Regions from separate parts of the Mus musculus genome. Here region 1 is linked to region 2. A link is a loop called in an ENCODE intact Hi-C map of the cell type or tissue named here. Cell type or tissue: heart. All regions are shown on one strand. Each heading gives the region's core, and the rest is flanking DNA. Links, peaks and the distances in the headings are about the cores only. Region 1 overlaps Mrps17 (mitochondrial ribosomal protein S17). Region 2 holds the start of Sfswap (splicing factor SWAP).

What was found. A loop is a pair of places that touch in the nucleus more often than their neighbours do. Peaks named below come from ENCODE experiments on the same cell type or tissue, not always from the same donor. Only the 100,000 strongest peaks of a DNase experiment are listed, where the experiment ranks them.
Region 1: it touches region 2 in a loop (2.5-fold over the local background); 3 of 42 quality-filtered maps call a loop at or near these places.

Annotation. Positions count from the first base shown.
Region 1 is chr5:129,715,544-129,724,453 of GRCm38, forward strand. It overlaps Mrps17 (mitochondrial ribosomal protein S17), which reads left to right. Exons shown (of 4, transcript NM_001356959.1): 1 at 1-6; 2 at 141-220; 3 at 1,184-1,323; 4 at 2,373-3,151. The coding sequence starts at 1,201. The coding sequence ends at 2,612. Among named protein-coding and RNA genes, the nearest start is that of Mrps17, 4.5 kb to the left of the region's middle. In heart, for the core only: CTCF peaks have their summits at 1,655 and 4,844 (motif pointing left); no DNase peak of the experiment used is centred there; H3K4me3 peaks cover 383 bases.
Region 2 is chr5:129,496,105-129,505,014 of GRCm38, forward strand. It overlaps Sfswap (splicing factor SWAP), which reads left to right and starts at 5,127. Exons shown (of 18, transcript NM_172276.3): 1 at 5,127-5,492; 2 at 7,879-8,048; 3 at 8,659-8,790. The coding sequence starts at 5,275. It overlaps Gm34468 (a long non-coding RNA gene), which reads left to right. Exons shown (of 3, transcript XR_377099.3): 3 at 1,200-1,313. Gm40332 (a long non-coding RNA gene) reads right to left here and starts at 5,122. Exons shown (of 3, transcript XR_868547.2): 1 at 4,998-5,122; 2 at 4,416-4,450; 3 at 4,146-4,244. In heart, for the core only: CTCF peaks have their summits at 4,894 and 5,094; DNase peaks (open chromatin) are centred at 4,897 and 5,137; H3K4me3 peaks cover 2,701 bases; H3K27ac peaks cover 1,974 bases; H3K27me3 peaks cover 1,432 bases.

The sequences.
Region 1 (8,910 bases), core at 671-8,670, 220 kb after region 2:
CCGGAGGTGAGCGAGGGTGTCAACCAGGTCTGGGTTCTGGGGGTCAGCAGTGCTGCGTCCCGTGTCAGTTTCCCTGGTGGTTTCGGTAGCGACTGATTCTCAGAGCGGCCCCGAGTCATAGTCTCGTCTTTCCTCTACAGGAACCTGGCTCACCGGCCGAGGTCTTGCCGTGAGCCCTTGTGTGTACAGTAGCAGGCTGTAACTGAGACAGACAGCTGCAGTAAGTGCTGTGGCCTCGAGATCGTGCCCTGGTAACGACAAGGAATCAACACCGCAGACTCGAGAGTTGAGCGCTTCAAACAACCCCGTTTATTAGTAATACTCCCTAACCCGGGACCAGTTCCAAGAAAGGTTACCAAGTGACAAGGTGTTTCTAAATGGTTACAGCACAAATAATAGTGGGTAAAGAGTAAATAAGGTGACTTGTCTTCTAGTGAGCTCGTAGGTACCTGTAGGTAGAAGAGCTTTGCTCTGTAGAGCTTCTGTGATCAGTAGCAGGGGAATTTTTCCGAATGATTAAGTTAGCTGGTCTCTTAACTGCTTATTTTCCCACTGTATCCTTCCTCATTTGGATAGAGGGACTCCAGTGTGACCAGTTTACTTGTGTGCTTACACACTAATAGTTCCTCGAAACACTTGTGAGCAGGCCATGTTATTCCTAACTTTTCTGTATAGGGAATATGAGGGTTAGATCCATTTTCTACTTTGTAACTATTATAAAGATAAGACCTTTAAGGACCTCTGGCCTGGCTGTTTCAGAAAAGTAGAAAAAATGACTACTGGACACAGGCATTGCTCCTGACAAAATTCACTTGATAAGCTCTAACCATCTGAAGGCTAGTTTAAATGGGGTATTGTGGCACCAGCCTGTGTATAATTTCAGAGGATCCCCTGTAACGGGTGCTACAGAGGTTTTGAGCCACCATAAGGGTGCTGGAAACTGCACCCAGGTCCTCTGGAAGAGCAACCAGTGCTTAGCTGCTTAGGTATCGCTCTAGCCCAACTCATGGGAGGCTAATGTAGAAACATCTCCCAATTTAAGGCAAGCCTGGGCTACCGTGGAGAAAGGTAAACTTCAAAAAAATGAAACAAAGCCATTGGTTTGTTAATGGATAGGGGAAAGGGGGCAAGACTGTGTCTTAACAATGTTAAGCTTTGAGGGTATTTTCTTGTTTTATTTTAGGTGCTTACAGACACATAATGTCAATAGTCCGTTCATCCGTCCACGCCAAATGGGTTGTGGGGAAGGTGATTGGTACAGCCATGATAAAAACGGCTAAAGTAAGAGCGACCAGACTTGTTTTGGATCCCTACTTACTGAAGGTGAGGACCAACACTTGTTTTAAAATGCCATCGATAAAGTTACCAACATTCCACTGCAGCTGTTCTCAGCCTGTGGGTCGCGACGCATTTGGGAGTCACATGCCAGATGTTTACATTATGATTCATAACAGTAGCATAATTATGGCTACGAGGTAGCAATGGAAATCATGTTATGGTCGGGGGTCACCACAGCATGAGGAACTGTATTAAAGGGTCGCAGCGTTAGGAAGGCTGAGGACCACTGCTTTAGGGTCTGAGCGGAAAAGCATTTCCCTGTCCATAAAAGATAAGTTGAGCATCTGCAGCAATCTGCTATACCCACTGCTGACCTGTAGGTGTAACCGGGTTCATAGGAGGCTTTCAGGAGCACACACGTCATTCTCAGGTTTCCTGTAGTGACTAGCTAGGCAGAACAGCACGGGAACAGGATAAACTCTTAACCCCTTCTTCCCAGGTTGCCATAAGTCATCCCAGTAAAGAGACATTTGAGCCGACCCTCCAGTACAATTTTATTCCTTGACCGGGTAGCAAGAGTCTTTCCACCATTGATGAATACAGCTGTGATAGGGCATGGCCTCCTGCAGAAACAGCAAGTGGTTTTAAGGAATCAAGGACAGTTGCTTTGTTGCTCTGTTTTGTTTGGGGACAGGGTCACTCTATGTAGCCCTGGCTGTCCTGGAACTCAATATGTAGACCAGACTGGCTTTGAACCCACAGAGATCCACCTGCCTCTGCCGTCGGTCTGCACCACTATACCTAGGAATCCATAAGGACCAGCTTAAGGAGTGAGGCAGGGGATCCTGCAAAACCGTGGAGTAGAAACAATAAAGAGCTGAACTAGAGTGACAGCAGTGGGAGTGGCGTGGGCAAGGCAGACCTGGGCAAGAAGGGATGGAGCTGTGGTTTGTGAGATGAATAGGGAGAGGGGCAGCTTCCCGGAGTTGTTTTTCTGTGTGTGTGTGTGTGTGTGTGTGTGTGTGTGTGTGTTCTTTTTGCATCACAGATCCCAGATGGGAGTTACTGATCTGCCACTCTCCTTCCCTCCACAGTACTTTAATAAACGGAAAACCTACTTTGCTCACGATGCCCTTCAGCAGTGCAGCGTCGGGGACATCGTGCTCCTCAGAGCTTTGCCCGTCCCACGATCGAAGCATGTGAAGCACGAACTGGCTGAGATCATCTTCAAAGTCGGCCGAGTTATCGACCCCGTCACCGGAAAGCCCTGTGCAGGAACTGCCTACCTAGAGAGCCCCCTCAGCGAACCTCGGGAGGAGCTCAAGGTCTCCTGAACCCAGGAAAGGAGGAGCCAGAGGCATTTCTGTCTGTGTGTTTTGCTCAATGGTTTTCATTACTGTTTCTCCTGTGACATTAAAAGTAGTCAGCAAAGTAAAGAGCTTAGTGCTCCATACAGGGTTGCATCCTTTTTCAGATTCTCTGAACTGAAGGTACTGATTACTCTGTATGCCTAAGGATGCGGCATCATTTTGTGAGCTCTCTGTCCTGGATCGTATGTATTGTCTCATTGTTCATTGCCTCCCCCAAAGAAATCTTGGACTGAGCACCTTTGTTTTGAAAGAAGAAAACCTTTTGATAATGACATAAAAGGCTAAACTTAGTTTTGGCAGCTTGATTTTTCAAAATTTATTGTGTGTGTGTCCACAATGCCTGTGTGGGCACACCTGTGCCACCACACACACACTGTGGCAGCCAGAGGACAGCTTTGTGGAGTCCGGTCTCCTTTCACTCTTACGTGGTTCCCAGTAACACACCTGTACCCACTGAGCCATCCTATTGACACTGAGTTTTAATGATTCATATTCAAAGTAAATTGGCCTGTTTTGTTGTGTTTTGGGAGACAAGGTTTCTCTGTGTAGCCTTGACTGTCCTGGAACTTGCTCTGTAGACCAGGCCGGCCTCCATATCAAAGGCCTAGCCTCTGCCTCTGAAGTACTGGGATTTAAGGTGTGTGCCACCACTGCTGACTAGTAAATTTAAATTTTTTCCCCCTTATTTCACCAACTTGCAAGGAGAAATGTTTTAAATGCTGTAAAGACTCTTACTGTAGAAACTTTGGCCTATATATTTCAGTTTTCTGACTCCTAGAAGGAGACTTGGATTTATAGTCCTATCTCAAGCACTAGGCAGCTGGGATTAGTAAGTGTATCTCACAAGGCCTAGTTTACTAGACGATACCAGTGATGATCATCAGGCTCCCAAAGTGGAGAGGGACCCATAGGTGCCCTTAGGACAGATAGGACCCATGGAGAGACCAGATAACTTCCTGAGGGAGGGAGGGAGGGAGGGAGGGAGGACCTCAGGGCCTCTCTGCAGACTCAGGAATGATGGGTATGGAGAAGGCAGTTCAAACAGGAAAGTGTGAAGTCCTAAATAACATGGCCGGTGAAACTGGAGAGATGGCCCAGTAGTTAAGAGCTCTTGGAGTCCAGAATTACCTCGCAAACTACACGAACACCAATCTCAGTCACACAGGGAGAGTTTATTGAGCATATACCCCAGGACTTCAGGAACTGAACCATGACCCCATGGTAAGAGCCTACAGGATTTTTAAGCCCAAAATCAACAGCCAAGTTATTTTACCAATCAGGATTTAGTAATAGGGCATTTCCTTAGGAATACGTCTTTGTTGTACACTTCTGTTTCCATTGGTTGAGGTATTCAACTGTGGCAGGAGACTTGCCTTGTTTAATATTCATGGTCTAACCTGTCTACCAGGATGGGACTTGTCTAACAGTCCTGACTTAACTTGCCATCCAGGGTGTCAGTTACCCACTTACATGGCTCTTTCTGCCAAGTAAGATGTCAGTTCCCAGGGAGGTTCTGGGAACTTAAATTTTACTTGACCACTACTCAAAATGGAAGTTTTAGTCCAAATCATTCCTTATATTGGTACAGATGTCTCTTGTCTTGGGGTCCATCCCAGGGGCAGCTTACAAAAGCAAATACTATAAAAGTGTATAGACAGGTGCAGGGGGTGCTGCTGGGTGGTTGGTCTGAGTCCAAGCTTATTGTGGGTAACTATGCAAAACAGTTCTACTGACTTCTATCCTGATTGGTTCCCAAGGGCCCAGAACACAACAGAATATGTAATCAATCTCGGTGTTAGAAAGGTTCCTAATAACAGCAAAACCATTTGAGAAAGTCATGACAGCAGGCAGGCTAGGGCTGGAGAGATGGCTCAGCGGTCAAGAGCACTGACTGCTTGTTCTTCCAGAGGTCGTGAATTCAATTCCCAGCAACCACATGGTGGCTCACAACCATCTGTAATAGGATCTGATGCCCTCTTCTGGTGTGTCTGAAAACAGCTACAGTGTACATAAATAGGTTTTTTCTTCTTCCTTTTTTTAATAAAAAACTAATGGCAGGCTAGCCAAGTAACTGCTACCTAGGCCTTAACAGGAACACTGGCTGCTTTTGCAAAGGACCCAGGTTCAGTCCTCAGCACCCACATCGCATGGCAGTTAACTGTTAACTCCAATTCCAGATATGGCGCCGCCTTCTGTTCTCAGTGAGCACTGCATGCATGTAGTACACAGACATGAGACATGCCAGCAAAGCTCTCATGCATAAATAAAAATCTTTTTTTTTTTAAACAAAGCATAACCAGGAATTTTTAAAGCAGAAGAGAATTGCTAGGGCAGTTTGAACATAGGTAGATATTAGAGAAATAGGATAATGAATTTTTTTAAAAGGTTATCAGAGAAAATGAGGGTAAAGGTAAGCAGCACCAGTATGAAGAGCTGCATGGAGTAAGATGCAGGGCCGGGAAACTGGCTTTTAAAGACTGATCCCAGGCCTGGGCAGTGGTGGCACACACCTTTAATCCCGGTACTCAGGAGGCAAAGTAGGCAGGTAGATCTCTGGGTTTGAGGCCAGCCTGGTCTATAGAACAAGTTCCAGGACATCAAGGACTACATAGAAAAACCCTGTTGGGGGTGGGGAGGGGGAAAACAAAAGCCTGATCCTAAAACATAAACACCTTGTACAGAGAGGTGGGATAGCTTATGTTACTAAGGGAAACTCTTGACTTGGTGCCAGGATAGGTCATGGGAAGGGAAGCCTTTTAGACCAGTGGTTCCTAAAGCTGCAACCCTTTAACACAGTTCCAGGTGGGCATCTCTGCAGACCCGCCTGGAGACGATAGAGGAATGGTGTATCAGTTCCTACAGACCTTTGAGCCCCATGGGCTGAAAGCCCGTTTTAGAGCATCTGGGTCTCTGGCAGTGGGGTCTATGTGATCCTCTCAGCACATCTCAGGTCTCCATCTCCAAGCGTCTATAAGATACTTGACCAATTGATGTGCATGCTGATGCATCGTTTTCATTAAAGTTTCTTGGGCTTGAGCTACAGTTCAGTGGTAGAGTACTTGCCTGGCAAGCACAAGACTCCAAGGAGAACATGATGGTGCTCACCTGTAAGCCAGCAACCTTGCCACCAAGCCTGACAGTCCAAGTGCATCTAAGTTCCTGGGACACACATGGTATAAGAAAATACCATAATAATAAATAATAAATGTAATTTATAAATTTAACTTTTTTAAAAACCAGGCATCAGGATATGGGTCTGGTAGTGTACCCCTTTAATCGCAGCACTCAGGCAAAGTGCAGAGGCCAGCCTGGTCTACATTGTTGAGTTCCAGGCCAGCCAAGGCTACATAGTGATTCTCAATCTTTCTAATACTGTGACTCTTTAATACAGTTCTAAATACACGTATGTGGGTGTGTCTGCCTGTGGCAGCCCACCTGAAGAGGATAGAGGAGTCCTGTCTCAGTTCTTAAACCTAGCTTCATCTTCGATAGTTGTCTTTGGAAACCTCTTTGAAAAGATCATTGGACCAACTGCAATGGCATCCTGACCCCCACAGGTTGAGAACCACTAGGGCCTTGCCACACCACCTCCAGTAGGATCTGTGTGACAAATTCCACAGACTGAGGCGATTGACCTCCTGGAATTGGCTGTGGAACTCTTTAATGGAGAAAATATATTGAGCCGTAGTTCTCATGGCAGTCTATCTGTTTTGTTTTCTCTTATTCTTTTCTTATTTACACATTCCTGGTAGCCTAAGATGGGGGTCACTAACATGACCTTATCCCCAGGGAAACCAACACTTTACTTTCTAAATCATTTACAAAACTTGTATGATAAAAACTTTCCCAACAATAAAATTTCATATGGCTACTTGTGTGTCATCAGAGGTGGATTTTGGTATATGGTAAAGAAAGCCTTAATTAGAAAGATTTAAAATAGTTTAAATTTATACATTGAAGATTATAAAAAATCAGGCACTAGATGTTAAATAATAATTGACCATGGGGCTGGAAAGTTAGTTCAGTGGTTAAGAGCACTGACCATTAAAGATTTATTAACCTGCTCCTGGAAATATGTCACTAGCCTTGGACGACAGCCCCCACTGTATACATCCTTTTAGAATTGTTATATTTTGATGATTTACATTAATAATGATGTTATCTGTTCTGTTGTGATCCACTGAACACATAGTTTCAGAGTTGTAATGCTTGGATGATTTTTTGTGCTTTACTGTGCCAAATGATTTTTGTTGGTTTCTGTGATTGTTTCACTGGATATATACTTTCTAAGAGATATAATGTTTGTTTTTTTAATGTATAAAATCCCCTGCTTGAGAGCTGCAGAATACACTCAGATTCAAACTGCCTCTGTGTTTGTTTCTGTTTGTCACCACCAAATCCTTACCCACCTAGCTTCAAGAACCCTCATTCCAGGGACCCCCCCCCCCATACCTGAGTGGGGTGATCCATGGCAGGGCCTAAAGCCACTTGGGTAGTGGCATACACTTATTTTTTTTTAAATTTATTTATTTTATGTATATGAGTACACTGTAGTTGTCTTCAGACACACCAGACAAGAGCGTCAGATCACATTGCAGATGGTTGTGAGCCACCATGTGGTTGCTGGGTTTTGAACTCAGGACCTTCAGAAGAGCAGTCAGTGCTCTTAACCACTGAGCCATCTCTCCAGCCCCCTACACTTATTTTTTTAATCAATTAATTTATTATTATATCTAAATACACTCACTGTAGCTGTCTTCAGACAAGCCAGAAGAGGGCATCAGATCTCATTGCAAATAGTTGTGAGCCATCATGTGGGTGCTGGGATTTGAACTCAGGATCTTCAGAAGAGCAGTCAGTGCTCTTAACCCCTGAGCCATCTCTCCAGCCCATGGCATACACTTATAATATAGCACTCAGGAGGCTAAGTGCTGAGCACAGCAAGCCCAGGCAACTTGGTAGAACCTATTTCAAAAATAGATTGAAGATGCAAGCTCATTAATAGAACACATGCCTAACATATTCAAGGCCCTAAGTACAGTCACCAGTACTTAGGAAGGGAGGAGAGCACTGGACTAAAGAACTAATGAAACTTTAGAGCCAAATGGCAATGGGTTTGGGGGTGGGGAATACAGGAAAAATATGGCCTAATGCTAAGGAGCACAAAAGCAGAGTCATCAAAGAAATGCATAAACGCCAAGTTTGCATTCCAAGAGAGAGTTGAAACTCCTAACCTATAAAGTTGAGTCAAGTGCAATACTGCATACCTATGATCCCTGCACCGCAGAGACAGAGGCAGGAGCATTGAGAGTTTGAGGCCATCCTGGTCTGAATAATGAGGTCCAATAACTAAACAGCTTATGACGGCTCTGCAAGTAATCTCAACCCAGGAGTTTACCCTGAGATTACAAAAGGATTCCTGTCAGAACAGGCAGGACCCAAGGATGGAGTCGCATGAGGGGAACTCTGAATGCTTGTGAGAAACTCCAAATGAGTCTTGTAACCTCAGTTTCTTCAAAACACAAAACTTGTTCATAGACTGTGCTTCACACCCCTCCCAGGTGTAGCGAATCGCAGTGAGTTCACTCCAGATCACTCATTACTGCTTGCTGCTTTTATTATTTTTTTGCCACGTGTGGCTTGTCCTTATGATTACACACCTAACTCCTGTGGTTCTTCTATACCCTCAGAGTATAAATCGTCTGATGCTCTGAATAAACGCTATTGCTTGAGACTTTAGTCCGCCTCGTTTTTAGGCTCCATTCTCCCAGGTTCAACCCCGACTCAAGAGCGGTAAACAGATTACCATCAGTTTGAGGCCGGACTGGGCGCCACATAAAGACCCTGTCTCAGCTAAGTTGAGAAATGAAGGATCTGTATAAAAAAGGCAGGGCTCACCGACGCTTGAAGAGGCCCTGCCCGCAGCAAGTCACATATCTGCCTCCCACAGTTGGGTCTACAGTTTTATGGACCGCTCTCAGCCTCATTCACATTCAAAGGAGTGCCTCTCCCAGTCTGAACCGCTCCTCCACCACCCACAAGACCAGACCCTGTCATTTGTCCAAATTCTTGTTAGAAAAACTGTACCCATGGGGCTGGAAAGATGGCTCAGCGATTAAGAGCACTGGCTGCTCTTCCCGGAGGACCTGGGGTTCAATTCCTAGCACCCACATGGCAGCTCACAACCTCCTGCAACTCCAATTGCCAGGGGCTCCACCCACACTCTCACACAGACATACATGCAGGCAAAACACTGATGATG
Region 2 (8,910 bases), core at 688-8,687:
CTGCAGGCCCACAGGTTAAAAACAAGTCAAAAGAGCCAAGGAACCAGGCAGTGGTGGTGCACGCCTTTAATCCCAGCACTTGGGAGGCAGAGGCACGTGGATTTCTGAGTTTGAGACCAGCCTGGTCTACAGAGTGAGTTCCAGGACAGCCAGGGCTACACAGAGAAACCCTGTCTGGGGAAAAAAAAAAAGCAAAAAAAGAATCAAGGAAACTCTTCTTATAGGTAGGATGAAAGGATGTTAAGATGTGTTTTGACTGTGAATGAGCTTCCTACTCTTGTTGGTTAGATTCTCAAAATAATAATAATAATAATAATAATAATTTAGATAAGGAAGGAGGAAGGCTGAGATTTCACGAAGTTCCAATAACTCAGCAGACCATCTTGCAGGTCAGACTGAAGCCAAGTAGTTTTTTTGTTTTTTTGTTTTTTTTTAATTTCATTTTATTTTAGTGTTTGTTTTTAGTTTTTGGAGACGGTTTCTTTGTGTAGCTCTGGCTGTCCTGGAACTTACAGACCAAGCTGGCCTTGAACTCACAGAGATCGGATTGCCTCAGAGTTCTGGATTAAAGGTGTGTGCTGCCACCACCCAGCTAGGACTGCTTAATTGTGCATTCTTCTTCCCTTCGATTTAAACCTAAACTTCCTGCCAGTGGCCCAAAGATGGAGTGGGTGGGTGATACTTAATACTGACGGACAACTTGGTAGGCTCTTTAGTGGCCTGGAAGACAAGCCTCTATGAATGCCTGGATAACTGAAGTGAGAAACCCCAGCTTCCCTGTCTGTGGGTGGCACTATCCCCACGGGCTGGGGTCCCGGACTTCATAAAATGGAGAAAGTGAGCTGAGCACAGACTTACCTTTCTACCAGCCCCTCCCCGTCAGCGGCTCCTGAACTTAAGGAACAGCATTGGTGGAAGGGCTCTCTAACAGGTCTGAACGGCAAACGTGGCTGCACCTGTAGGTCTTGCCCACCCACCTTCCTTCTCCCCTGCTAAAGCATTAGATTACATTTCTGGAGCTAGCCACCAAGGTCTGTTCTTTTATTTGGCCATTTCCCCATGCTTGACTAAACCACCAAGGTCCTGCTGCAATCAAAATTCATTATTTGACTACACTGGATAACATGTTCAATCAGGATTTACCATGCTAACACAGACTTCTCTTTCTCTCTCTCTCCTTTTGAAAACCATGCCTGCAGAAACACTCGTTGCTGTCTTGTCTGACCCAAAGGCAACCTCCATCTCATCCCCACCCCGAAGACACGATTGCCCCTCCAGAGTAATAAATGTCTGTTGTGCTGAGAATCTGGTGTCTGGATGTGCTCTGTGCTGACTCCGAGGCCCCCTTACACTCACTGGGGATAAGGAGAAGGAAGGAAATTTAAACATAGTTGTTAGGACCTAAAAATTGTTGTTGTTATTATTCTTTCCCTGAGGCTTAGAGCTCTCAGAAAAGTGAGGGAAAGGCAGGAGGGAGGCGAAATTAATTGTGAAGATTTGAGATAAGCTCCTGTCTTTACCTCAGAAATAAAATTCTCCTTTGCCAGCCAGTGAACAGCCACTGCCTCTGGCTGGGTTCCATTTCATTCATCTCTAAACTGAGCTGTCAAAATGCCACGCTGAGGAAGCGAAGCCTGGGACACACTGCAACCAAGGCACTTTTATTTTAAGGTGGTTATTTTATTTAAGATGGTGGGCGTTTGTGGTGATGCAGGTTTCTGAAGGCTGGGGCGGGAAGATCAAGGTCACCCTAGGCTATTTTCGTCGAGACCTCCATCTCAACCAAACAGCAAAACAGGATGTTGGGACTTAACTGAAGTGCTCGACTAGCATGCACAAAACTCTGGGTTAGAGCTCCCTGCCCCAACACCATAGGTCAAGATCCCTTTGGAGGGGTCGAATGACCCTTTCACAAGGGTTGCCTAAGACCATCAGAAAAAACAGATAATTCTATTACGATTCTTAACAGTAGCAAGATTACAGGTATGAAGTAGCAACAAAAAATAATTACATGGTTGGGGGGTCACCACAACATGAGGAACTGTATTAAAGGATCCAAGTGATAGGAAGGTTTAGAAGCATTGACATGCTTCACTGCATCTGTACTTTTTGATGTCAGAAGGTCACCTATGTATATACCAAGCTTCCTTTGAAATAGGTGACAGGTGGCACATTCCGGAGAGAAGCAGCCTTAGCAAGCTCTAAGGGCGTTGTTTAATCTGGGTGCCTCTCAAGTTGGTGTTAAACCCAAGTATAGGGCTAGGGATACAGTTCCATTTGTAAAGTGCCTGCCTAGGACATATGAGGCTCTGGGTTCCATCCACAGAACCGTATAACCAGGCGCACTCCTATAATAGCAGCACTCAGGAAGTAGATGCAGGAAGATCGGAAGTTCAAGGTAATCCTTGGCTACATAGCAAGTTTGAGGCCAGCCTGGGCTACATGAGATTCTGTCTCGAAAAAAAAAAAAAGCTTCGAAGCTGCAGTTTGCCCATGGAACTTGTAGTTCTTATGTACACATCAACTATGTGTACCACTAGACAGAGTTCCAACCTCCTTGGATCAAGACTAATCTATGAGTCCAGGTCTTCTTGGTAATTTTACATACTAGAGGTTTTCTGATAAAGCCAGCCAGGATCCCGGAAGATAAAAACAGGGCAGTTTCTGTTGAGATTTCTATATTAGCTTGTAACTTTCCCCTGTCCAAATGAACAAACAAACAAACAAACAAACTCAGAGAACACAACATAAACAGGGCAGTTTCTGTTGAGATTTCTATATTAGCTTGTAACTTTCCCCTGTCCAAATAAATAAATAAACTCAGAGAACACAACATAAATTGTGGGACTTGATCCAGGAGGGCTTGCCAGTGGTGGCTTCCAGGGTCCCGGAAGATAAAAACAGGGCAGTTTCTGTTGAGATTTCTATATTAGTTTGTAACTTTCCCCTGTTCAAATAAACAAATAAATAAATAAATAAATAAACTCAGAGAACACAACATAAATTGTGGGACTCGATCCAGGAGGGCTTGCCAGTGGTGGCTTCCAAACACAGAAGCCACAGAGGCCACAACAGCTCAAAGTGGGGTTCATTCTGTGTGTGCTAGCTAGCAGTATGTCTCAAACGGGTGAAGCAGAAAACACTCATGCAACAAGCTACAAGAAAGCAAATTTATTTTCCACAAATAAAGCCCACAGGACAACACAAGCCTAGATCGCATTGTGAGCCAGTCAGCCAGAGAGCAAGCCAGGCAGTAGTGGCGCACGCCTTTGATCCTAGCACTTGGGAGGCAGAGGCAGGCGGATTTCTGAGTTCGAGGCCAGCCTGGTCTACAGAATAAACTCAAGGACAGCCAGGGCTACACAGAGAAACCCTGTCTCGAAAAAAATTTAAAAAAAGGACCAGAGAGCAAGCCGCCTGGGGCAAGAAGTAACAGTGTATGCACCAGCTATATCACAGATGTATGTGGTCCCAAAAGGCAGCCTGCAGGTCTTTACCTAGGGGATCATAAGTCACTGACTTATAGTGTAAAAGGGCATTGGGTTCTTAGGGAAGACTTAGATGAAATTCAAATAGCCTGTATGGGGGTCAGAGAACAACACTGGATGTCATTTCTCAAGTGCCATCTCAAGTACATCTAGTGTAATATAGGGCCTTTCACTGGCCTAGAACTCACCAAGTAAAGCAGGTTAGATGGCCATGGAACCCAACACCTCAACCTGTCTCTACTTCTAGAGCACAAGGATTATAAGCAATCGCCATCACACCCAGTACTTTTTGCATGGGTTCTGGCAATCAAACTCAGGTGCTCATGTGCGTAAGGCAAGCACTTATCAACTGAGACATCTCTGCTGGTGTGTGTGTGTGTGCGCTGAGTTACTTTACATTAAAAAAAAATCATTAAATGAATTTTGGCTTGAGGTTAAGACAAAAATTCCAACCGTTTCTTTTTTTTTTTTCCCAACTGTTTCAAAAGTAGACACAAACATTTCTGCAAAGCAACCTTCTCCACATCATAACTATTTTACTTAGTATTCGTTCTGGTGTACTATGTACATGTCTGTATGTGTGTGTGCACGTGTGTACACAAATGCATATGGAGGCCAGAGGTCAACATCAGTTGTTTTTCTAAATCACTATCCACTTTTTAAAAACCTAAGTTATTTGGGGAGGGAGGGGGGTGTCCGTGGCTGAGAAGTTCTTCTCTCCTTCCATCCAGTCGGACTTGATCTAACTCGAGTCGCCTACACATATACACACAAAATAAGTAAAAATTAAAAAAAAAATTAAAGTTAAATGTCACCCCGGGGCACTAAGCAAGACCCTATCTTGAAACTAAAACAAAAAGGGCTGCAGATATAACTCAATGATAGTGTTTTACCTAGCAATGATATAACTCAATGATAGTGTTTTACCTAGCAATGGTGAGGCCCTGGGTCCATGTTCAGAACTGAAAGGGGGAAAAAGAAAATCAAGCATCTGGGTCAGACACCAGAAAAAACTGCAGCCCTGCAGACCTCACGTCGATAATACTAGCATCTTAACTGAGCTAGGACAGTCAGAGTTCGAGTCTAATTTGGATCACAGTGACATCCTGTATTTTAAAAAGGGAAAGGGAAAGAATCTGCTCCCCAGAAGGAAACAACCCGTAGCGCTGTCTCCTAGCTGGAGTCTTTCTCCGCCACTGAAGCCCGTAGCCACTGAAAGCCCGCCACTCCGAATATTTAGGGCTCACAAGTCCTGGAAACGCCCTCAGTCAGGCGGCCAGGGCTAGGCTTCCTAGTGATCTAAAAATCGGGCTGTTAGAAAGGAGCAAACTGTCTCACTAGGACGGCAAAGACGCGTTCCCAACAAGATCCCCACTTGTCTCCACACCTGGCGGCCGCCCTCCAACGACAGTAGAAGTTGGCGCGCGGCCACCAACCGCGCTTTCGTCACATCCTAGGAGGCCTCCAAAAAATGGCAGAAATAAATTTCTTTCCATAAACACAACTTACCATCGCAAGATCAAGTTGGACAACGAAAACTAACATCTACTTAATTTTTTAGCGGCTCAAACAGCTTGCGGACGTGGCGAATCTACCACTCTCACCTCCGGAAAGAGCGGGTTTCCTACCGGAAGTTGCGTCTCCTCCATTTTGTGGCTCGCTATGGCGGCTGTGTTGAAGTTGCGAAGAGGATGCGGCGCCTGTGACTGAGTGGGTAGGCCAGGCGAGGCATCGGGGACGTTGTTCGGCCCAGCAGCAGACCGTCCCGGACGTCGGGGACGCTGTCATGTACGGTGCCGGCGGGGGCCGTGCCAAGCCGGAGAGGAAAGGCGGAGTGAAGGAGGAGGCCGGGCCGGGCGGCACCGGCACTGGGGGCAACCGGGTGGAGCTTCTGGTTTTCGGCTATGCCTGCAAGTTGTTCCGCGACGACGAGCGGGCTTTGGCCCAGGAACAGGGACAGCACCTCATCCCCTGGATGGGGGACCCCAAGATCCTCATCGACAGGTCGGTTCCTCCCCCCACCCGTCGACCCTCCCCTCCCTCGCCCGCTTGATTTCGCCTGATGTTGACTTGATGGCCGGGACCGAAAAAGGGGGTTTTGCGGAGCCCGGGGACTCGGGGGGCCTCCCTGCCCCCCACGTTCCCCGGCGTCCGGGGGGAGGGGACGGTGAAACCGGCCCTAAGGCTCCGGCCAGAGCTGGCGCCTCCCCGTCGCCGGAGGGATCGACTCTGCTCCCACAACCCCTCGAGCCCGGGCTGCCGCTGGCGACTCAGCGCGGGTGGAAGCTGTCCGGGGCCCGCCCGCCCGCGCCGTGGGGCGGGTGCCGCTGTCCCTCCGCTGGCTGTGCGGGGAGGGAGTCCGGGAGTGCGCTTTTGTTCCTCCGAAGCGCCGCACGCCGAGGCCCGTGGGTAGAAGCTTCTTTTGGACCCCCCAACCCCGTGAGGTAGCCTGAACCGTCTCTGGCCGGCTTGACTTTTGGCGTCCGGGCGAGCCCTTCCCCGCGGTTATTGCGACCATTTGCCCAACCGCGGTAGTGGGTGAAGTTGCTGTCTTGTTGGAAGCCGGTCGACCCGTGCGGACCTTGCTCTTAGGGGGTAGCGTTCTTAGAGCTGGTTTCACTGTTTTCTAAAGCCGAAGGGTGGAGCTGGGTTTATACCTTTGTGTTGGTTCTTTTCAAATCACACCCACTGAAGGGTGCCTGGAGTTGAGGGTAAAGGGGTGGGAACGTGAATTTCTGATGGTGTTTGATTTGAAAAGGATGGCATTACATGATTGGGTGTTTTGCTCCCCACCTCTCTCCTCATTTTTTCCATCTCTCTTTCTTTCTCCACCATCCCGGGTTTGGGTATTTGTCCTTCCGTTGGGCGATATTGCTTCTGGGCCCAGGACTAACTGTGAGCAACCATTAAGCTGTGGCGTGGTTTTCTCCAAGTGAAGTAAACCCATCGTTTGAGACAAGTAAAACTGGATGCTGCAAAGACTTGGAACTTGCATGACTGTAGGGATTACCTGTGAGCTGGCCAGAACGGACACGGTTAATGACCAGTAGGCCTTTCCGATCCCTTACGTCTCCATTTGGGGAGAGATCTAGGAAGAAAGGACTTGTGAAGGGAGTGTTGCCTATCAGATCGGCTCTGGATCTGATGGTCCACTCTGCTGGAAGGTGCTATGCCTTTGAACCTCGCTCGGTTGATAGCCAGTGATGCTGCTTCCCAGGCACTCGTGGGGATGTGTACTGTCAAAAGTTGGGCAAATGCTGAAACCTCTACTCCGTATGCAGTTTCCATATCATTCTGTGCATGATATGAGTTAGACCTCCCAAAACCGGTGGGGAGCAAACACCACACATGTATATGTGTAATATTTGAAAATAATACATTTGTAAGTTAAGGAGGTTTACATCAAAGTTAAGCAGATTTTGATAATAAAATGAAACCGTTGGGGTTCCCAGGAAATTTTGGCCTTTTTCCTGTGGTGTATGTTTTCCTTCCTTAATTTGGTCTCCATCACAAAAGTCAACATTAATATATCATGCCAACTTTGGTTTGTCACTCCGAATTCACCTGTGCAACCTAAATTTGAGATTTAAATTGTTGTCTGGCAGCTGTACAGTGACAGCATCTCCATTGAGTCTTATGTTCAAACATAGCAGAACGTGCTCCTTATTCCTAAGTTGGTAAAGTGCCCATTGGTCTGCAACGATGTGTCTTCATCCTGGGACTTAAAGTTAAAGGGACATACTGATGCTGCGCCTTCCGATGGTTTTGCCGTGTTTGCAGTGAACCTCCTTAAACTGCATGTATATGTCACTGTTCCTTTGTATGTGTGTCTCTCTACCACATAACCCAGCACTTCTCTCCTCAGCCAAGTGGCTAGGGGCAAGCCTAGCCAAGATTTTACCTCCAATGGACGCAAGTTTCTTTGGTGAAGATCTCTCCTGAGAGTTCGGGACTAGCAGGAAGAAGCGAGGAAATTTCGCCCGTTTGGTTCTGTCGGATAGGTATTTATGGACTCGGTCTGTGTGAATGTAAGCTGTAATATTTAACTACTGAGAACAGATATTTTTTTTGCAAGTGGCATTGAATGGTTGACCAAAGCATACATGGTAAGAACTGCTAGCAAGGGGGTACGTTTTCTGCTCTAAAGGATTGTCTGCCTTTAGCTCTAAGTTCTGTTGTGCTGTAGAGAGGTGCTTAGATTTTGTTATGATTACTCCAGTTTAAAAGTAGGAGAGAGATGACTAGGCATATTAAGTATAAATCTGAAGCTTTGCATTTGTTTTAATATTTTTATTTCATTAGTTTAATTGGTAAGTATGTGCATAGAGTGTCACACACAACCAGCATGGGTGTAGACTTCCCTCCAGTGACCAGCCTGTTCACATTACAGATACGACGGGCGTGGTCACCTGCATGACCTCTCTGCGTACGATGCTGAGTACGCCACGTGGAACCGAGACTACCAGCTGTCTGAAGAGGAGGCTCGGGTAGAGGCGCTGTGTGATGAAGAGAGGTATTTAGCCTTGCATACGGACTTGCTTGAGGAGGAGGCAAGGCAAGGTACTGCTCAAGAAAGACTTACTTCAGCCACACCTTTTTAAAATTTTAAGTATTTAAAAAGTTACTCCCGTTCATTTTTATACTCACTCTTTCTGATATTATCTTGACAGTACCCAGTGGATTGGAAAAACAGGAGTCTTTGCGTTCTGAGAGGACCTCAGGATAGTTTATATGTAGAGCCACAGAGAATTTTCCCAGCTTTTGAGGGCAGACTGGGATTTGAAAAAACACAAAAACAAAAAACCAAAAAACAAAACTCTTTAACTGTTCTTCTTTAACAGTGTTGTATGAATTAAAGTCGATGTTCTTGTCTTTGCCTTAGTGATCTTTAATACAGTTCTTAATCCCAAAGTTTCCTCAGCAGGAAGAAATTTCCCATAAAAGACGTGTATTCTTCTATCTGTGGGTAAACACACACTGGCAAAAACTACGTGCCAATAGATACCAAGTGTCATTTCCAGAAACGTTTTCTCCTCAAAAAAAAAAAAAAATTGAAAAATATTTGAAAAAGTGTATTGTATGGTTCACTGATAGCTGCACTCTAGAAGTGTATGAAGTTTTTCTCAGTAAACTTCCATTTTTGTTAATAAGAGTCTCATTTTTATTCAAGAGGAAGAATACAAAAGATTGAGTGAAGCGCTGGCGGAGGATGGAAACTACAGTGCCGTAGGGTTCACTTACGGCAGCGACTATTATGACCCGTCAGAGCCCACGGAAGAGGAGGAGCCTTCGAAGCAGAGAGGTGAGGGGAAGGAAGGCCTGTCCCTGGTGGGCAGTGACCACAGCACCACCGTTTGGGACACTAGTGAGGGCCCTTTTTTTTTCTCGTCTTTTTCGAGATAGGGTTTCTCTGTGCAGTCCT